Regions from separate parts of the Homo sapiens genome. Here region 2 is linked to region 1. Evidence: read pairs that join two places in POLR2A ChIA-PET (ENCODE). Cell type or tissue: PC-9. All regions are shown on one strand. Links, peaks and the distances in the headings refer to the core of each region. The heading gives the core; the rest is flanking DNA.

Region 1 (9,294 bases), core at 2,641-5,140:
AAGGCAACTAGTGCACCCTTCCCTAAACTTGTTTACCATGGGGCCTCCCCTCTCCTTCTTCCTCCTCAGCAGGCGCTATGCTCAGATGAGGAACTCTTTCCTGTCTCTACCACCAGACTAGGAACAACAGCAGGAGGTGGGGACTGGGACAGAGATTGCTAGTTGCCACCCATCAAGTTCATTCTCTCTTCTTCAGTAGTAACAAAGCCCTGCCTGGGACAGCATTGCGTTGTGCCTAAAGACTACATTTTCCTGGCTGTGCGTGGTGGCTCACATCTGTAATCCTAGCAGTCTGGGAGGCCGAGGCGGGTGGATTACTTCAGGTCAAGCCTTCAAGACAATCCCGGGCAACATGGTGAAACCCTGTCTCTACCAAAAATACAAAAAAATTAGCTGGGTGTGGTGGCGCATGCCTGTAATCCCAGCATTCCAGAGGCTGAGGCAGGAGAATAGCTTGAACCTGGGAAATGGAGGTTGCAGTGAGCCAAGATAACTCCACTGCACTCCAGCCTGGGCAACAGAGTGAGACTTCAAAAATAAAAATAAAAATAAAAAGCCTACATTTCCAAGCCTTCCTTGCAGCTAGGCAAAGCCAAATAAAGTGATGGCCAGTGAGATGCATATGGAGTATTGTGTGGAAATCCAGGAGGTCTGGGAGATGTTGCCTTTGTCCTTCCTCTTTCCTCTTTTCTGCTGCTGGGAATGCAGATGTGCTGACTGGAGCTCCAGCAGCCATCTTGCACCATGAGCTAATCTTGAGACTGGTAAAGCAAAAGAAGCCTGGCCTAGATTACTTTGTGGAGTCACCATTTCAGCCCTTTACTGTATAGTGTCAAGTACTGTGAAAGGTCTGAAATTTTACCCTACTTGCAAGTTAACAAGTTAACCTGCCAGAGTGTCATGCAAACTAGCAGAAGACATGAGAATCCTGGTCAGAGACAATGGACTTTATCACTCATGTTACAGCAAGTGGCATGAAGTTCATGTTCATGTCAGTTTGCATTAGTTCCTCTTGTCCCCAGGTCCCTTGGGGCAATGCAAAGCAGTCCAGGTAGATGCTGCAAATGCAGGAGGTTTAGGTCACAGCTGAGGAACCCAAGCTTGGGAAGTCCCAATCCTTTACAACAGGGCTGGTAATAAACCTTCCCCACCCTTGCCCTGAGCAAGACGTTATCTTTATCATACTGGACAGCAAGCAAATCCACCCTTTGACACAGAGAATGACACTATCTGTATGTTCTGAGCCTATAAAACATCTTTGCAAAGATGATCTGGAACAAAAGCCACCCATGGCTCTGCTTATAAGACAAATGAAAACGTGGGAGACTTATGGAGCATTGTCCCCCAGCATATGCTTCCAAACTTCTGAGTAAGACACAACCCCAGTGCATTGAAGCCATTATTATTCAATGTTATATGCAGCTGAACCTGGTGCTAAGTGATACAATAATACAGATCGTTCTTTGTTCCTCATGTCAGGTAAGCATGTGTTCTCTATGTAAAGAGGCCCTTAGAGGAAAATAGTCTGCCCCAAGTTTGTCCTCAGAAATAGAATATTTGTCTTTAACAACTGCGAAATAAAAATCAACCTCATTCATTCTGTAAAGATTAATTTTTCCCCCAAGTTGAATCATTAAAGACGTAAAACTACCGAGATGGACTTCGGGGCAGCAGAAGGAGGTGAGGATATGACTGGGCCAGCATAGTGAGCTACATTTCAGTTGGCATGGATAACCGACTCGTGGATGGAGTTTTGAGTTTATGTTGGGCTTTAAGGAAGAGTAGAAATGACTCAAGAAATCCCCATTATGACTTCCGTGGCCCCACAGACAACACTGCCCACTACTTTTCGCTTTTGTGGCAACAGCACTCTCACTTCTTTTGGGAGCTGTCCCTTCCCTTCATCCACCCACTGGTGAGGCTGCAGAGGAGACAGTGAACCAGTGCACCCATCACTGGCCACGGCACAGGGGTGGGAGATGTGACTCAAGCAGGGCCTGCAGAGCCCTTCCTAGGGACTTTTCAATTGGGAACTAAGGAAAGAGAGTCTTTTCCCCTTGTTGGCAAAACTGGAAATCTATGGCTGGGAATTATGAGCAGTCCGGTGCTCGGTCTCAGAGAGTGACACTGACATGGGTGAAAGACCCTGAGAGCCACGCTGGTGACAGCAGCTGATGGAGCCCATTGCCCCTGCTCTTTCTGTAGGTGAATCCCACAGCTCAGTCAATCTCCCCTTTTGCCTGATTGGTTTGAAGTGGATGCCAGAATTGTAACTGAGAATCCAAACTACTATCTCCAAATTGAGTCTGGTAACCTTAGACAGAGGCTGGCCTCTTATGTGCCCATTCTGTGTCAGCATTTGGGGGAAGGTAAAAAACAAACAAACAATGAAACAAAACAATCAGCCTGGCTTATCTGAATACGCACAACACCGCAGAGACGGCGCCAGTGGAGGCATGCCTCAGACCACGCCATTAACAGAGGCCCCAAAAGTTCTCAGCCCCGTCTCCATCCCACAGCACAGAACTGCTCCAGTGGAGTGAACCAGTCAGGGTGGCCTCGACTGACCTCTGCTACCTGCTGGTGTGTACACAGTCTCGACTCGAGCCCCCTCAAAGCCCGCGTGAGAAAGCAGGTGCTGCCTGCCTGCTCCATATTATTAGAATTCATTTCCATATGTTCCTTTCATCTTCTCTCCAGGATAATTGTTCTTCTGGGGCTCAGGGCGTGGGAGGGCAGGAGGTGCACACTCCTGTTTATCAACTCACTAAATGCCTGCTTTAAATTAAAACCCACACCACATGCTGGCTCACACAGGAATAATATTAAGACCAACTGTTTTCCTGCCTCCTGCTATCAATGCCAAACTGATTTAAACCCGCGTTTCCTTTCCATCTAGGGACATCCATTCTGGAAGTATCTAGCAATAACCTAGTTCCTACAGCTCCCAATCCTTTTTTTTTTTTTCTTTTCTCTTCTCTTTTTTTTTTTTTTTCTCTTTTGAAAGACCCTCCTGCACTTAAGAGGACACACAGCCTGAAAGATCCTTTTATACCCTTTACTGTCAGCCAAACCCTAGTCCAAACAGTGTGTCTGTTTAATCAGTCAACAAGCCATTATTGTACCTTCTCAGTGCCAGGCCCGGTGCTAAGTCCTTCATATACATAGTCTCATCTAATCTGATCTAATCCTCCCAATAAACCTGAGAGAGGTATTATCATCCCTTTCCAGAGGAGAAGCAGAGGTCTGGAGAGGAAGAGCGACCTGCTCAAGGTTAGGTGGCTGCGGGCGGTGGAGCTGGCAGTCCTGCCCATGCTATCTCACTTCGGAGCCCCGCCCTCTGCCCAGCGGCTGGCCACCAATCTGCTCTCCATTATCCCAGCTGCTCCTCTCACCCCACCTGTGGCCAATAGGCCGGGATCATTGCCTGTTCTGTACGCACACGGGATCCAGACTGCACTGGCAGTTACTCACCTAGAGTGATTTCATCAACAGGAAGGATTCTGCTGCTGAGGCAAAATCCACTTCAACGGCCTTCCTTTGACTGAGGTGAGCCCACTAATCCTCTGGGTTAAAACATATGATCCTGTTCTATGGTGAGTAGTTCTATGCAAACCTAGCCCCAAAGCCTAAGGAAGCTGAGAGGCCAAAGAAAGAGGCCAAGAAACCCAGGTTCTCAGAAAGAAACATTTAATAGGGACTCACGAACAACCCATGTCTTGGGTGGCTGCAAGGCGCAATGGTGGACGCCTGCACTGCTACCCCCAGACCCAGGGCTCGTATGCCATAGGGAATTTGCCTAAGGGCAGGATTTATAGTAAGTATGTGTTTATGGTAACATCAAGGTTGTTTTGATCTAAGGGCAGGATTTACAGCAACTACATGAAAGTAGAGATCTTAGAGGCTTTCCTGGAGCTGGGGTTAATCAGAAGTCAGCATGGCACATTAGCATCCAAGATGGAGTCACTTCAGCCTCCACAGGTCCTCAGACATCCCCTTTAAAATGCACCTGCTGTCAGTGTAGTCAGTGCAAAACAAACAGCCCCAACATTTAGTAGCTTCAAACAACCACCATTCTATTTCCTCATTCTTCTGTGGGCCAGTAGTTTGGGCTGGGCTCTTCTGGGCGGGTCTTCTGCTGGTCTTGTCTGGAGTCACTCATGCAGCTACACTCATCTGGCAGCTCGCCCATGGCTGCTCCTCATTGCTGCCAGGGGCTCCAAGGGAACAACAGTGGAAGCTGCAGGACCTCTTGAGGTCTGGGCTCAGAAGCTCCATGACATAACTTCCTCTGCATTCAATTGGTCAGTGCAAGTCGCAAGAGGCAGAGAAATCCACTTCACCTCTTACTGGGATAAAGGGTGTACATACCGGTATTGGGGGGAATTTGTGCCCATTTTTTTGCAAGCTGCCACACTTGGGAAGGTTGGTGAATTAAGGTGTCTCTAAAGCAGGTCTTCTCAGTCTTGGCACTGCCGACATGTTGGGACGGATGATTCAGGGGATTCCTGCTTTGGGGGACTGTCCTGTGTAATGCAGGTTTAGCAGCACCTCTGGCCTCTACTAGCTGTCAGTAGCACTGCCCCAGTGGGGACACACAAAAATGTCTCCAGACATCAGCTAATGCCTCCATGGAATGGGAGTATTGTCTCTGTTTGCTGACCATTGCTCTAAAGCAAGGGCCCCAGAGAAGTTGCTTCCCGAGCCTCTTGCAGTGGCTCCCCTTGGGCCCCATGATGGGCTCTCCTCAGTGCGGGCCAGCCGGAGGAGAGGGGGCTTTGAGAGTGAGAGGCAGGAGGTACAGTTTAGAAACACAGCCCCTGTGTTTTGCCAGCCCTACCTCAGCACAGCACTCACGGCCAGGCCAGGGCCAGGGGAGCGTGTCTTGGTCCCACCAGCCCACGGGGCAAAGGGCCCTGCTGAGGCAGGTCCAACTCTGGACTCTGCTCTCATCACCCCCAACTTCCTGCCACTCCCCAGCCCCACTGTGTGCTCCCCAAACTTCATTCAGCCACCTTTCCACGGGGCTGCCTCGCCAGCTCACACAGCAAGGCCAGGAGTGAGTCCAGCTCTGACAGCCTGGGCCTCACACTTGCCAGCTCCTGCCAGCGCTCTCCATAGGCAGTCGAGGACTCCTGAGTGGACTGACTGCTGGAACCACAGGCCTGCGGCCCACCTGGCCATGGGCAGCACCACCACCTGAGAAAACCTCGGCCTGTCTGCCGGCAAACACAGCTGGATCCACTTTCCATCCATATCCAGAATCTGACCACCTCCCACTACTCCCAGCCTGGCACCAGCCACCAGCACCTCTCACCTACATGCTCCCAGGAGCCTCCCACCTCGCCTCCATATTCTACACTTGACCCTACAGCCTAGGCTCCACCCAGTGGCTACCGGATTCTGCTAAAGCTTCAGTGTGATTGTGCTACATCTCTGCAACTCTGAAAATGGTTGCCATTTTCTCAGAGGTAAAGCCCAAATCTCTACTGTATACAACCAACGAGGCCCTGTCTGACGGGGCCTATTGCTGCTCACCCCACCTCCTATGGCTCCCGCCTCCCTCACCCTGACCAGCCACACTGCTCCTCGCTCCTCCTCCAACACGCCAGACACCCACCCACCTCAGGGCCTTGGCCTTTGCCCCTTTGTCTAGAATGTTCTTCCTCCACACGTTCACTTGCTCCCCTCTTCACTTTCTCCAGGTCTCTCCTCAAAGTCGTCATTTCAAAGAGGCTCCGTCTTAGCTCAGGCTGCTGTAATGACACACCACAGACTGGGTGGCTTAAACCACAGACGTGTATTTTCCCTAGTTCTGGAAGCTGAGAAGGCCAAGGTCAAGGCACCTGGCTTGCAGATGGCCACCTTCTTGCCGTGTCCTCACATGGTGAAGAGAGAGAGAGCTCTGGTCTCTCTTGCTCTCCTTACAGGGACACTAATCCCATCGTGGTGGGGAGGGGCACACACGTGGCCTCATCTAAATCTAATTAGCTTCGTCCCAAAGTTCCCACCTCCAGACACGATCACACTGGGGGTTAGGGCTTCAACATGTGGCTTTTAGGTGACGCACACATCCATCCTCATTTCACCCGCCCTGGCAACTCTTTTGAAAATGTCAACCCCGGACACTCATATTTCTCTTCTCTGCTTTATTCTCTCCACAGCACTCATCCACCCTAGCATATAATCCATTCTACTTTCTCTTATTTATGGTCTGTCTCCTGCACTAGAATGGAACTCCATATGGAGAGGTATTTCCTTTCTTCCATCTACTGCTCTGTCCCAGTACCTAGAACAGTGCCAGGTATATGGAAGGGGATCAATAAAAATGTGTTGAATAAACAAATGATTGATTGAATGAATAAATTAATCCTATGCAGGACAGGGACACCTGTAGAAGGTGGAACTAGCTTGAGTTCTTCAAGCCCCACTCTGCATGGCGTTCAGGTGGCTTAGAGGATCCCCTTCCAGCCTGAAGTATTTTGCCCCAGCCCCAGCCAGGCCTCCCAGAATCAGCTTCCCCCTCTCATTTCCCCTCCTCTTCCATCCTCCCCTCTCCCTCCTGCTGAGAGCCCTGATGCCTGTTCAGCTCTGCCTGCCCTGAGACAGCAGGCCTCAGTGGGGCTCCATCTGGGTGCTCTGAGCCACCCAGTACTGGGAAGAGAGAAGAAGCAAGAAGAGCCAGGCTAGGGGGTGGGGGCAATGCTGCAGATCAAAGGCTGGGAACAGAGGACTCATCACCACAAGGCCAAGGCAAGGGCTGGACCCACTGTAGCATCTCCAGACTTATTTTCACAGGTGCAAACATGCCCATAACACACCCCACCAAGCATCGGCTCTTGCCTCCCTCTCCGGGGGCTCCCACTCCTTTAGTAGCATGAGAAGTGCTCAGGGTGCCAGTCGCCCAGGCCCAGGCAAGACAACAGGAGCCTCACAGTCTCAGCCCTTCCTGGGTGTAAGTCTCCCCCATTTGATGGGCAGAGCAACTGACACTTAGAGGGACTCTGGCTTCTGGACCATGTGCTCATCTGCCCTATCTGAACATTGCCACACAAGCATTGATTTACTTTTGAAATCAGAAGGAAAACTAGTTAAATATTACAGATCCAATAAATGATTCTTGGATAAAAGAATAACCCAGTTTTTTGGCTGGGCACAGTGGCTCAAACCTGTAATCCCAGCACTTTGGGAGGCTGAGGTGGGCAGATCGTTTGAGGTCAGGAGTTTGGGACAAGCCTGGACAACATAGCAAAACCCTATCTCTAGAAAAAACACAAAAAATTAGCCAGGCATGGCAGCAGATGTCTGTAGTCCAAGCTATTCAGGAGACTGAGGTGGGAGGATGGCTTGAGCTCAGGAGGCAGAGGTTGCACTGAACAGAGATCACACCACTGCACTCCAGCCTGGGTGACAGAGTGAGACCCTGTCTCAAGAAAGAAAAAAAAGAATAACCCAGTTTTATAAGCAGAAGAAAGAGAGACAGACAGACAGGAAGAGAGCAAGAGATAGAGGAAAGAAGGAAGGGAGGGAAGAAAGAGAGAGAGGGAGGGAGGAAGAGGAAGGGAGGAAGGCAAGAAGGGAGTGAGGAAAGAAGGGAGGGAGAAAGAGGGAAGATGGGCTTTCATTTTCCCACAAGAGAATGGATACTTCCCACCCTTAACACTGATCACATATGAACACTGAAAATGATTACTTCTTCTGGTACTGCTGTGTTCATACAAATTAATTCAACAGAACAAAAATGTATGAAGGTGATCATGTTCACCAACCTCCCCCACCCCCACCCAATCTCCCAGGGAAAATTTCTTCATCTCCATTCAGTTATCCCTTTTTCCCGCTGGGAGAGGGAGAGAACTAATCTGTACATAATATAAGGCTGAGAGAGAGGGAAGAGGAAGAAGAGGAAAGAAGGCCACCTGGCTTGGGGGAAGAGGGAGGTTTAGGGGATTTGAGGGAAGGGGGTTAATACTTGTAGCTGTGGACTGTGTATTTGAATCCCTTTTAACATCCTTTGAAAAATTTTAAGTAAAACATACGTTTTTAAAAAAATTACTTGGGATTGTGTAACTCTGCCTCTTACGTGTCACACTCACTGAGGCTCATAACAGCTACCTAGGTATTTAAACAGCGCCTTCCTATTGACCAAAGGCTTTGCATAATCACTTCACAGCCACAGCAAACAGTGAAGCAGAGGGTATCTTTACTCCCATTTTTCAGGTCAGGAAACTGAGCTTCAGAGCAGGACAACTAGAATCAGACGGTTAAACAAGAATAAGAGGTAAACCTGGGCTATGATGCAAAGTCCCACTGCCTCCCATGTCCCACACTGCCTCCCTGTAACCTGTGCCCTTAGAGAAGTGGCTCTTGGTGGTAGGCACATCAGAGCCACCCGGGGAGTCTGCAGAAATGCATATTTCCTGCTTCTTCCCCCTGGAGATCCCAATTCAGCATGTCTGAGGGAGGGCCTGGGAAACTGAATTTTTATCGATTAAAAATCTAATGTTGATTGGCCCATGGATCAAACTTCAAGAACCACTGGGATAAGGTGTGAGGATAATATGTCCTCTATAATGGGCCAGGTCACTCCTCTGATGGTGAGAGGTGAATTCACACAGAAAGGGTCAGTGTGGAGCCCTCTGGGGGCAGGCAGGGCTGGTGGTCTGCATGGAGAGTGTGGGTCATTCACTGTGCCCAGACCACTGCCTGTCCAGGGAGCTCAGGGCAAAGGGCAGGCCCCAGGACACCATTTGAACAGGGGATAGGGGCTTGTGGTGTGAGGAGAGATTGAGACCATCAAGATGTCACACAGATGCGTCAGGAGCACAGGGATACAGGCCTGGGGACTGGGAAGGGGAGGGAGCAGAGCCAAGTTTCAGCGGACATGGTGGTCATGCCTTTGGGCCTGAGGTTGTTGTTTTTAGAGGGCCCACGCGTGGACCCACCAACCACTTCTACTCTCAGTTCCCTCTTGGTTCTTGCAAGAGTTTAGTAAAGTTCCTTTTGACAATTCGTTTTATCAATTTCCCTGGGAGGCACCATCACAAGGGCATTTAATTGAATTAAATAATCAGTGGCTATGTGGGAAAGTGTCAATTTGCTCACCCACTACATATTCCCACCTCTTCCTCTGAGCAGCTCTTCCTGGAGAGCTACAACCTGCGCACAGACTCCCTTGCAGCTAGGGTTCCACATTGATTTGGGTTCTGCCAATAGATGGACTCACATGAAACTGAAATTCAGAACTGAGCCAAAAGGGAAGAGAGGCAGCATGAAGCTTCCACCTTGTTGCAGAGG
Region 2 (9,294 bases), core at 3,588-6,087, 440 kb before region 1:
CAGCTCTGCCTGTCACTCACCTTTGCTAAGGCAGGACCCCACATTTGGTTTTGGTTTCTTATGAAGTGGGAGTGGATCCCAAGGGCTGAGGCTAGCATCCCCTGGCCCAACCAAGAGTATGTGTGGGGAAGTGGGGATCAGAAAGGAGTCAGAGTAGGGATCAGAACAAGTCAGGATGCCATTCTCCTAACCCCAGCAAGTCAATTTAGCCCCCACAGGCTCATCCATTTCCTGTCACACATTTAACACTTACATTAAACACACCTTCCTTCTCTTTCTGCGGAAGTTTGTTAGTGGCAAGAGCGTGGGTTTGAGGCCAGGCCTGTGCTGACTTCCAGCCTGGCCACTTTGTTGCAGGAGGACCTAGGGAAAGTGTTGTCAGTGTCCTTATCTATAAAACAAGATTATCACACATCACTTAGGAGTGTGAGAGGACTAAAGGAGATAATGCACGCCTGGCACACAGTAGAAGCTCAGCCAATGGAAGCTGAGCCAGGAGCAAAGCCACCTCCCTTCCCTCCTTCTTTCTCTAGCTTTAGTCCTGAGTTTGGAAGGGTCTGTTTGAGGAGATGAAGTAGAGCCGCCGTTGGCTTTTACACCATCCTTGATGAGAAGCCAGTGATGAGGAGCTGACTTCACCTGGGAGAGCCCCAGACAGGGCCCCTCTATCCTTATTATTCTATGCCCCAGGTCATCTGACCACCTGGACCTTCCCACCAAGGTGAAAAAACCTGAGGGATTTTTCACCCAACACCTGTAGAAGGTTTTGTTTGTTTGCTTGTTTAAATTACAGACTTTACAGACAGACTTTACAGTTCTGGAACCATTGACTCAAAAGAGTCCCAGGGGCTGGAAATGAATCAATTCTGCCTTCACCTGCCTCTTCTTCCTTCTCTTCCTCATTTTAAGAGAAAGGCTCTTTATTGGTGGCAGTTCATATAGGTCAGTGACCCGGGCTCCTAGCCTCCCTGTGTAGTGGACTCTGCCTCCAGTGCTTGAGCTGAGAGTTTTCACGTGAGAAGCAGTGGCTGGAAGTTGTACTCCTAGGAGCTATGAGCGGCAGGTAGGCAGAGTCGTAGATTCATCCTACAGGTCAGAAAGCAGCCTGGGGAGTTCAAAGGGGAGGGGCAGGGTGCTTGCTGGTGCTAACTGGATTTGATATCCTGAGGAAAGTTATATTTTGGATCCAGCATTCTCTGATTTGTCCTCCTCTAGCTTCCCCAAGAGTCATACAAATATTGGGGGATTCACAAGCATTGTCCCCCACTGGTGAACACCAGGAACAAGTGGGCAGTGGGGGCTGCAGAGTGTTTCTAGAGAAAGGGCTTAGGGGTGGCCCCTGCCTGGGTGGCACAGTGAGCACACTGTACTCCTAGGTAGATCGGATATTGACTTGGAGAGGTCTTGGAGAAAGGCTGATGAAGGTGATCGACAGCCTAAATCTCTGAAGCCGTCTCCTGATGCAACCTCTGACCCAACAATCTCTGGGTCTTGCTGTTATCAGCTCCATCAGTTTTACTGGGTGAGTAATTCATTTACCTGCTGTTATTGCCAGGGTGTCATCCTTTTCCTAGTTCCTGGTGGAATTGGAGATATGCTATCGGGAGTCCTTTTAGAAAGTGCCTTGTCTCCTATCCCATCTTTATAGCCCTGCATCTCACATCTCCAGCGACCTTGGCCTGCAGCCTGTTAAGGGGATTGGTGCTGAAGGCTGCTAAGCTCACCTTGAGAGCCCGTGATAGCAAAGGCTGGGGTGATGCTCACAGCCTCCTTTGTTCTTTTATTTGCCCAGCCCTGAGCAAACAAGCCTCAATAAACTAAATGGCATTTGGATATTGAAAATGCAAAGAGAAAGTGTCTGGAAGAACAATAAAGGAGTTAGAGCAGAGGTTGCGTGCAGGAGGAGATTACATTGTCTAATTCCCCTCAAAGGCACCATGGTTTTCCAAACAAGAAGTGTTTATCTGAAGCCTGGGTGAGAGCCCAATCGGAGTTTTGCTCTAACAACATCAACCTTATTTGACTGGATGCTGACTCAGAAGCTGTGATTTTGTAGGCAGGACCTGTGCTCACATCTTAGCTAGGCCCCAGGAATGATACAAAATGATGCCAGGTCGCAGAAGCCCTTGGCCTCAATGGGGAGGAAAAATGGATAAGAACAAAGCAACTGGGGGACCATAAAGGCCTGAACCAAGAGGCAATGGCTCTTCCAGGAAGCTTCTGGCCTCTCCTGGAAATCAATTACTTCTTTCTTCCCTGTGAATCCACAGCACTTGGCTAGCGCTTCCATAATTGCACAGAATTAAGTTTCTATCTTTGCATAGTAAATTATTTATATTTTTGTCTCTCTCTTTAGACCAGAGGGTCTGCAAACCATGGCCCAAGTAGCTTTTGTAAATAAAGTTTTATTGGAACATGGCCACTCATTTGTTGATACGTTGTCCGTGGCTGCGTTTGTACTTGAAGGGCCGAGTCGGGTTATTATTGCAACAGAGATGGTCTGCAAAACTGAAGTATTTACCATCTGGTCCTTTACAGAAAAGGTTCGCGGACCTCTGATTAGACCATGGGCTGGTGGAGAGCAGGGACTGGGTCTTACTCATATTTCAATCCCTAGGCACAGTGCTGCGCACAAGATGGACTTCCATAAATGCTTAATTAAGGAAAGAAGTGTCCAAGCTGGAGAGAATGAAGAGCATCAAGGGGAAACAGTTAAATTACTTAAGAGCAAGAGCCAGTTTTCCTAAGACTTTAAAAGCCTTCATTTACATATACAGAGTTGATAAGCTAATTACACAACAATCTTGTCCTAACCGTTAAATCAGCCCCCTAAGGTCTTGTTAGATAACACCTTGTTAACCTAGTTCAAGGAAACCTGCTGTTTCTCGAAAATAATAAAAGCTCAATTTCTGCAATCCAAACTCGACTCCCCCAACCACTCCAATCTCTCTTTAGTCTGAATTAGATATTAAATCGACATTTCCACTGAATTGGAAACGACCATGAAAATAATCAGTATTGCTCTATAAGTATGGCATTTCTCGAACTGTAGAGGCTGGCTGAGTGCAGCCCTATTTTATCCATCCTGCACTGTAGGCCTAGTCCTCAGGGCCCACATGCTTTCCCAGGACCTAAGAAAATGATCGTGACATGGAAATTTAAAAAGTGTTGCCTCCAAAATTAACATTCCTTGCAACTGAGCAAAACCAATATGAAAAAATGTTTAATTATGAGTCTACTAAGCAAATGACATTATACCAGCTCCAACTCAACTCCTACAGTTATTTATAAATTAGATGAAATGCGAGATGTGGGTGCATGTTAAGATGTTAGTTATGATGTAAGGGTGGTGCCTCCAGATGTGAAAATGGATGCAGAGGAGGATGTGCGTTTTGGGGGTCCCAAAGCTCACACAATTTTAGGACCTTTCTTTAAGAAAATGGATGCAGCACTTGAACCCGGGAGGTGGAGGTAGCAGTGAGCTGAAATTGTGCCACTGCACTCCAGTCTGAGCGACAGAGTGAGACTCCCTCTCAAAAAAGAAAAGGAAAGAAAAGAAAATGGATACAGCAATATCTTACTTCTGCAAATTTTAGCCAAGCATATGACCAGGTGAACACTCAGTATGGGTACTTCCAGAGCTCTGCAATGACCAGTGCAGGTCATTGCACTGCATTCAGAGAGGTTCTGAAGTCCAAGATTCCTCAGCCTGATGGTAAATACTCCCCAGGGTGGATGGGTTGTTACATCAATTATAGTAGAATGAGCTTGGAAAGTGCTGTCACCCCAGGCTTGGAGAGTCACACAATTCCTGTTAACTCTTTAAATGTTCTGAGAAAGTCCTCCAGTTCAGAAAGTTAACTTTATTTGACCCAGAGTTTTCAAAACTTGGTTTTTTTTCTTTTTCTTTTTCTTTCTTTTTTTTTTTTTTTTTTTGCTATAGAGACCCTCTCTGGGTGAACATTTTTGAACATCTCAGAAAGGGCTGGGAAAGGTTGACTTAGTCCCTTCTGCCTTCCGCTGCCCCCGCAATGCTCTTTCATTTTATGAAGAAGGAAACAGCAAGGACTCTGACTTCTCTGTTATCTCAGAAAAGAGCTGAAATTATCCCTCAACCTCAACCTCAGGTTGCAGACACGGCAGGTCAGAGAGGAGTTTTTCTGCAGAGGGTGGTCAGGGAGGAGAGGGGTTAGCTTAGAGGACAGGGCCAGACCTACTCATAAGGTATTTCTAATGTAGCGAAACACTTCCTCCAGAAAAAAAAAAAAAAAAAAAATTCCACACCTTTCTCTTGTTCAGAATTTTAAAAGAATGGGGCATTTTGCTTCAGATGGGGGCAAAAGTGGCTTGATGTGTGGATTCCTGTGTCTCACTTTCTCTTGCTTTCTTCTTTAAGAGTTTAGCCCAAGCCTGGAAACATCATTTTCAGGTCCCTGTGCAAAATGGAAATGCTGGGGCTCCCTGTTCTAGAATTATTCAGAATTTCAAGAGAGCATTCAACCAAGTTGGGGGTGGTGCCCTTTGGAGCTCAGGCCCTGAATAACTAGCCTCATAGGTTGCGTGCCCATGAAGCCAGTCCTAGTTAGTGCATATTCGTGTTTACTTATTTCAAAGTTCAAAGTTCTGAAGATATTTAGAGTCTGTATGTAAGGCCCAGTGGCGTAAGAGCTTTTAACATAATGAGCCAGATCTGGGCACCAGCGTGGAGATGCATTTTTACAGGGTGAATCATTAATTGGGCATTCTAAGAGTCACTCAGCCTTTTCAATGATTCATCAGCCATGCTGATGCTGTTGTGTAGTTCATATTATTGTTGTAATTAGCTGATGCTTGTCAAATGTAAACCTGGCTCTAACCTGGGTGTTTTCAAAAACAGCACTAGTTACTGTGTATTCAGGTAGAGGGGGTCAGCATACTGTAACTCTCTGTTTTCCTGACTTGTAATAATTAACCCCTTCTCTCAGGGGACGCACTCTCATTGTCTTTCCTGTAAACAGTTGGTAATTGTGAGTGGAGCTGTGGAGTGAGAAAGTGGGTACTGCTTTTCCTGTTTCAAGGGCCTGCATGTTCAGAAGCAGCAGTGTGGCATGGGAGATGTTATAGCAGCAGAGTCAGGGGCCAGTTCTTTCACTGCCTGATAACTTGGGCTTTCCAAGGGAAAGGGAGGGAGGTGGTCACTGCGGGTGAGACAAAGAAAGTGCTTGGTAAGGGATTTCTGGGATCCTTGAGCCCAGAGTGGATTAGATGGGATTAGAGACCCACTCTGAGCTGTTTCTACCTGCATCTTAATCCACTCCAGAGCTGAGGCTTCCTGATCCCTCTAACCAGGTGCATGTTCACTGGGCTTCCAGCTTCCAAGCCTTCTACCTGTGGAATGCTTGGTCCAATGTCTGGGGCACCCACTCTTACTCCAAACTCCTCCAGATCTGCAGAGTGGCCCAGCATATTCTCTTCTTGAAAGGAGGTCTTTGCCTAACAGAAGTAAGTCTGTAACCCTAGGCTGATTGGAGAAAGGGGTGTGGTGTTTATGTGACCTGTTTTCTTGCCTCCAGGGCAGGTCAAGGAATCCTTCCTTGACCCTTAAAAACAGCAGTGGTTTTAACAAGTTTTCTCCTTTTTGCTTTTAACTTTTTCTTGGTTCATAGTCTGCATGCTACTGTCTCATGGAGCCAGGAGCAGAGCAGGAGAGGGGGAAAGCTGGGGTCTGATGGAGGCTGGGAACCTTGTGGCCTGTGCCTGAGCTCTGTGGGACCATGTTGGGGCAGGGATGGGAGTGCCCTAGGCCCGGAAGCAGGTTGGCCGTGGCTCAACACTCACCAAATGCACCCAACCTTAGCTAAGACTTCTCCTTATAGGGGGATCATCGATACCACATCTTCCGGGCCCATTTTCCTTACTTAACCAGATGTTAGGCCATGCAGATTGGAGAAATATAGTTATCTCTACTTAACACGTCATAAATTACAATCATAAATTACCCCCGTGTTTGTGTGCCCTTGTTCCGAAAGCAAAGGTTCTGAAACAACCTTAGTTGAGATGGACGTTTCCAGTGAGGGTAGGTATATCAGTAGGTTGAGACGAAGCATGCCAATGCAGGTACGATTTACTTATTTGTTTTTAATTGCTGTAGATAAACCCTAATTCATAACTATTTACTGGAGGTGAATTGGGCCCCCATCCGCTCCACTTTTAAGGCAAGCTTAAACTTCTCCCTGATAACCTGTCACTGGTTTTGCCTTTAAAGACCCAGCCTCATCAGCCCATTTTCTTATTGCCACAAAAAAACCTGTGCAGCCACTGACCTCCTCTGTGACCTCGGGCAAGTCCTTTCCTTACACTGGGCATTCACTGCCCCATCTATAAGCAGAAGGTAATAGACCGGCCCATCTCTATGCCGGAGAACTTTGTCTTCAAACCCCACAGCCTTCTCTTTGCGCTGAGGGCAGGGCTACTGGTCGATGCAGGAGGAGGAGGCCTTGGAGAGGTCCCTCTGATGAGGAAGCCCATCCGAGCGGCTCTCATAGGCCACACACTTGAAACGAAGTGCGCGTCTCCACTTGAACGGTAAAATCTCGGTGCTGACCCAAGGCTCTGATGGTAGGTTTTCTAGGGAAGGCTGGTGGGTTTCCTCACTGGGAGCAAGGCATCCTCTGCAGTCACATATGGGCAATGACAGCTCATTCTCACTAGGGTCTGTCCTGCTCACATCACAAAAATAACCATAAAAGTCCCTATTATTTACTGAGGGCTTATCGTGGGTGAGGTGCCGCACTGAGGGGCAGTCCCTCCAGGGGTATTGTTTCCATTTCACAGGGAGAAGTGTTGTTGAAGTTCAGAGAAGTTAGGTAACCTGCCTAAGGCCTCACAGCACCACGAGTGGCAGAGCTGGGATTCTACCCCAGGCACTTAGCTCTGAAGCCCGAGCTCCTGACCACTTTGCCTGTATCCTTTCATAAATGTAATCTTTAAGCTGCGGCTGTTCCCTGTTAAGCCCCTGTTTAAAGATCTATCAAAGTAGATGCCTCCTCTGAGTTGCAGCCTTCTCTGATTCTCCTTATCATCATGAGAGCAGATACCAAGAGGTAGAGATGGCCAAAAGGTTTTAAGTTCCCTCTATTCTCTTGTACAATGCAGTGCCAAGTAATACCCTGGGGTTACTCACACTGCTATGGCCTCTAGTTGAAGATAGGAGTGCTGTGGTTTTTTTCTTGGCAAGAAATTGTGGACCAGGGGTGATATCCAATCACAGTCCTCTGGCCTCATTTGAGACACAGAGGGCAAGTATTTTTTTAACCCTATTATTTTACAAAAATATTAAAAGGCAAGCAACTGGACATGGTGGCTCATGCTGTAATCCCATTGTTTATGGGAAGCTGAGGTGGGAGGACCACTTGAGGCCAGGAATTCGAGATCAGCCTGGACAACATGGTGAGACCCCATCTCTACAAAAAAAAAATATATATATAGTCAAGTGTGGTAGTGCACACCTGTAGTCCCAGCTACTTGAGAGACTGAGGCAGGAGGATTGCTTGAATCCAGGAGCTTAAAGCTGCAGTGAGTTATGATCGTCCCACTGCACTCCAGCCTGTGTGACAGAGCACGATTCTGTTAGACTGGGTAACAGAGTGAGACCCTGTCTCAAAAATAACAGCAAGTAAGCAATCATGATTTTTTGACTTTTCAAGGAATTTGCAAACAACATGTATTCCCTTTGCCCATCTAGCTTTTGGGAAAGGACACCCAAATTCCAACAGTCACCTACCTAGAAAAATAGATAACCACAGCCATGGTCCATTCCATTGCGACTTGGTGATGTCAGAAGGTCTCAGGCTCAGGAGGGGCATCTCCCAGGGTCTCTCAGCAAATATCCCGATTCCTTAAACTGGGACAGTGTTTTCTGTCTGCAGAGTGTGCTCCCACCTTGGAATGGGCTTGTCTGGCCTGACCCTGAATATGCCCAGCAGGGACTGCATCCCTCAGTTCATAGATACAGAGGTTGAAGGTCAGGGAGGTGAAGACAGAAGGGGCAGCCAGTCAGAGCCAGCAGCTGCAGCAGGACCCAGATTTCTTGATTCTGAGTCCAGGATTCTTTCCACTCCACCAGCTCTCTTGTATGGACAGCTCAGGGGTCAGAGAAAGCACCTTTATTTCTGAATTTCCTTCTTCTCTCCTGTAGCCTTATGACCAGTGTTCAGAAGATTTATCTCTTTCTAGCTTGGGACTTGCACCCAGCAAGTTTCCATGCAAGGCAGCTGCCTTTAAGAAGAACAGAAGAGTCCCAGTTGGGCTTATGGGGAATGAAATCAGTCCCAAGCCCCGATCTCTCTGAAAAGTTGTTATTAAATTCTGTGCCTGGCCCTGACCTGGATTTAAAGATTTGCAAGAAGACAAATTCCAAACAGATGCCCATTAGGGCCGTGACAGCCGCAGCTTAAAGATAACATTTACATTCTGCCGGGGTTTGTATCTCTCTGTTCCCCACTCGGCCCCTCTCTTTCCTCCGGTGGGATCAATACCTCGGTTGAGGTTACGTGGAGGTGGCCACATTCTTTTAAGCTGTTTGCTCAGTGCTTGGTTTGCTCTGCTAACACGCTGGGCACTTCTTCCAACAGCCCTGTTTGCCCAGCATTAGGGCTGTTTGTTGAAACACCTAGCCCAATCCGAGGGGGCTCAGCTTTCTAAACAGTTGGTCCCCGAATCTGTCAATCAATAACACCAATTGGGTTCCTGATACGAACAGCAAGTGTGGCCAAGTCCAATATTTGCCCAAACACTGCCTCCTCCCCCTGCACCTGACTGTCCCCCAGCTTGACTAAAAGGACGATCACCAGGCGCATGGGCTGCTGGGAAGATACAATGTTGGCAAACAGGGAGCTGGTTCCAGGAAAGAAGGGCACATGAGCAAACATGATGGCCCCTTTATGAGAGGTAATTTACTGAAATGCACAGCGATTACCTGCTCACCCAGCCCTGATGTAATTAAAAATGGCAGGCTAGGGGCTCTGTTTCCCCCGGCTCTGGCAGAGAAACCTGGGTTTCGACTTGTGAAGCTTGAGGTTGGATGTGGGAATTGGCTTGGAGTCATAGGCGATGAGAGGGACATTAGGATATTATGAAGCCCGTGAACTCAACTCCTGAGAAGGACGCAGCAGAGCGAGAGAAAAGGTATCTTCAAAAGAGGCTGATGTTCAGTGGGTACGGGCTTTTCTTTTGGGATGAGGAAAAAAATGTTTTAGAACTTGTGAGAGGTGTTGGTTGTGCAGCATCGTGAATGGACTAAATGCCAAAGAATCG

The links. ChIA-PET counts read pairs that join two places held together with the same protein. Peaks named below come from ENCODE experiments on the same cell type or tissue, not always from the same donor. Only the 100,000 strongest peaks of a DNase experiment are listed, where the experiment ranks them.
Region 2: POLR2A ChIA-PET joins it to region 1 with 9 read pairs; 1 of 35 experiments calls an interaction of 5 or more read pairs at or near these places.

The regions. Positions count from the first base shown.
Region 1 is chr15:69,993,931-70,003,224 of GRCh38, forward strand. All of the region lies in intron 2 of LOC101929129 (a long non-coding RNA gene), which reads right to left. Among named protein-coding and RNA genes, the nearest start is that of MIR629, 81 kb to the right of the region's middle. RefSeq lists an enhancer at 6,258-6,759. In PC-9, for the core only: no CTCF peak of the experiment used is centred there; a DNase peak (open chromatin) is centred at 4,161.
Region 2 is chr15:69,552,853-69,562,146 of GRCh38, forward strand. DRAIC (downregulated RNA in cancer, inhibitor of cell invasion and migration) reads left to right here and starts at 8,868. Exons shown (of 5, transcript NR_026979.1): 1 at 8,868-9,165. RefSeq lists enhancers at 5,208-5,711, 5,712-6,213. In PC-9, for the core only: no CTCF peak of the experiment used is centred there; a DNase peak (open chromatin) is centred at 4,699; H3K27ac peaks cover 1,630 bases.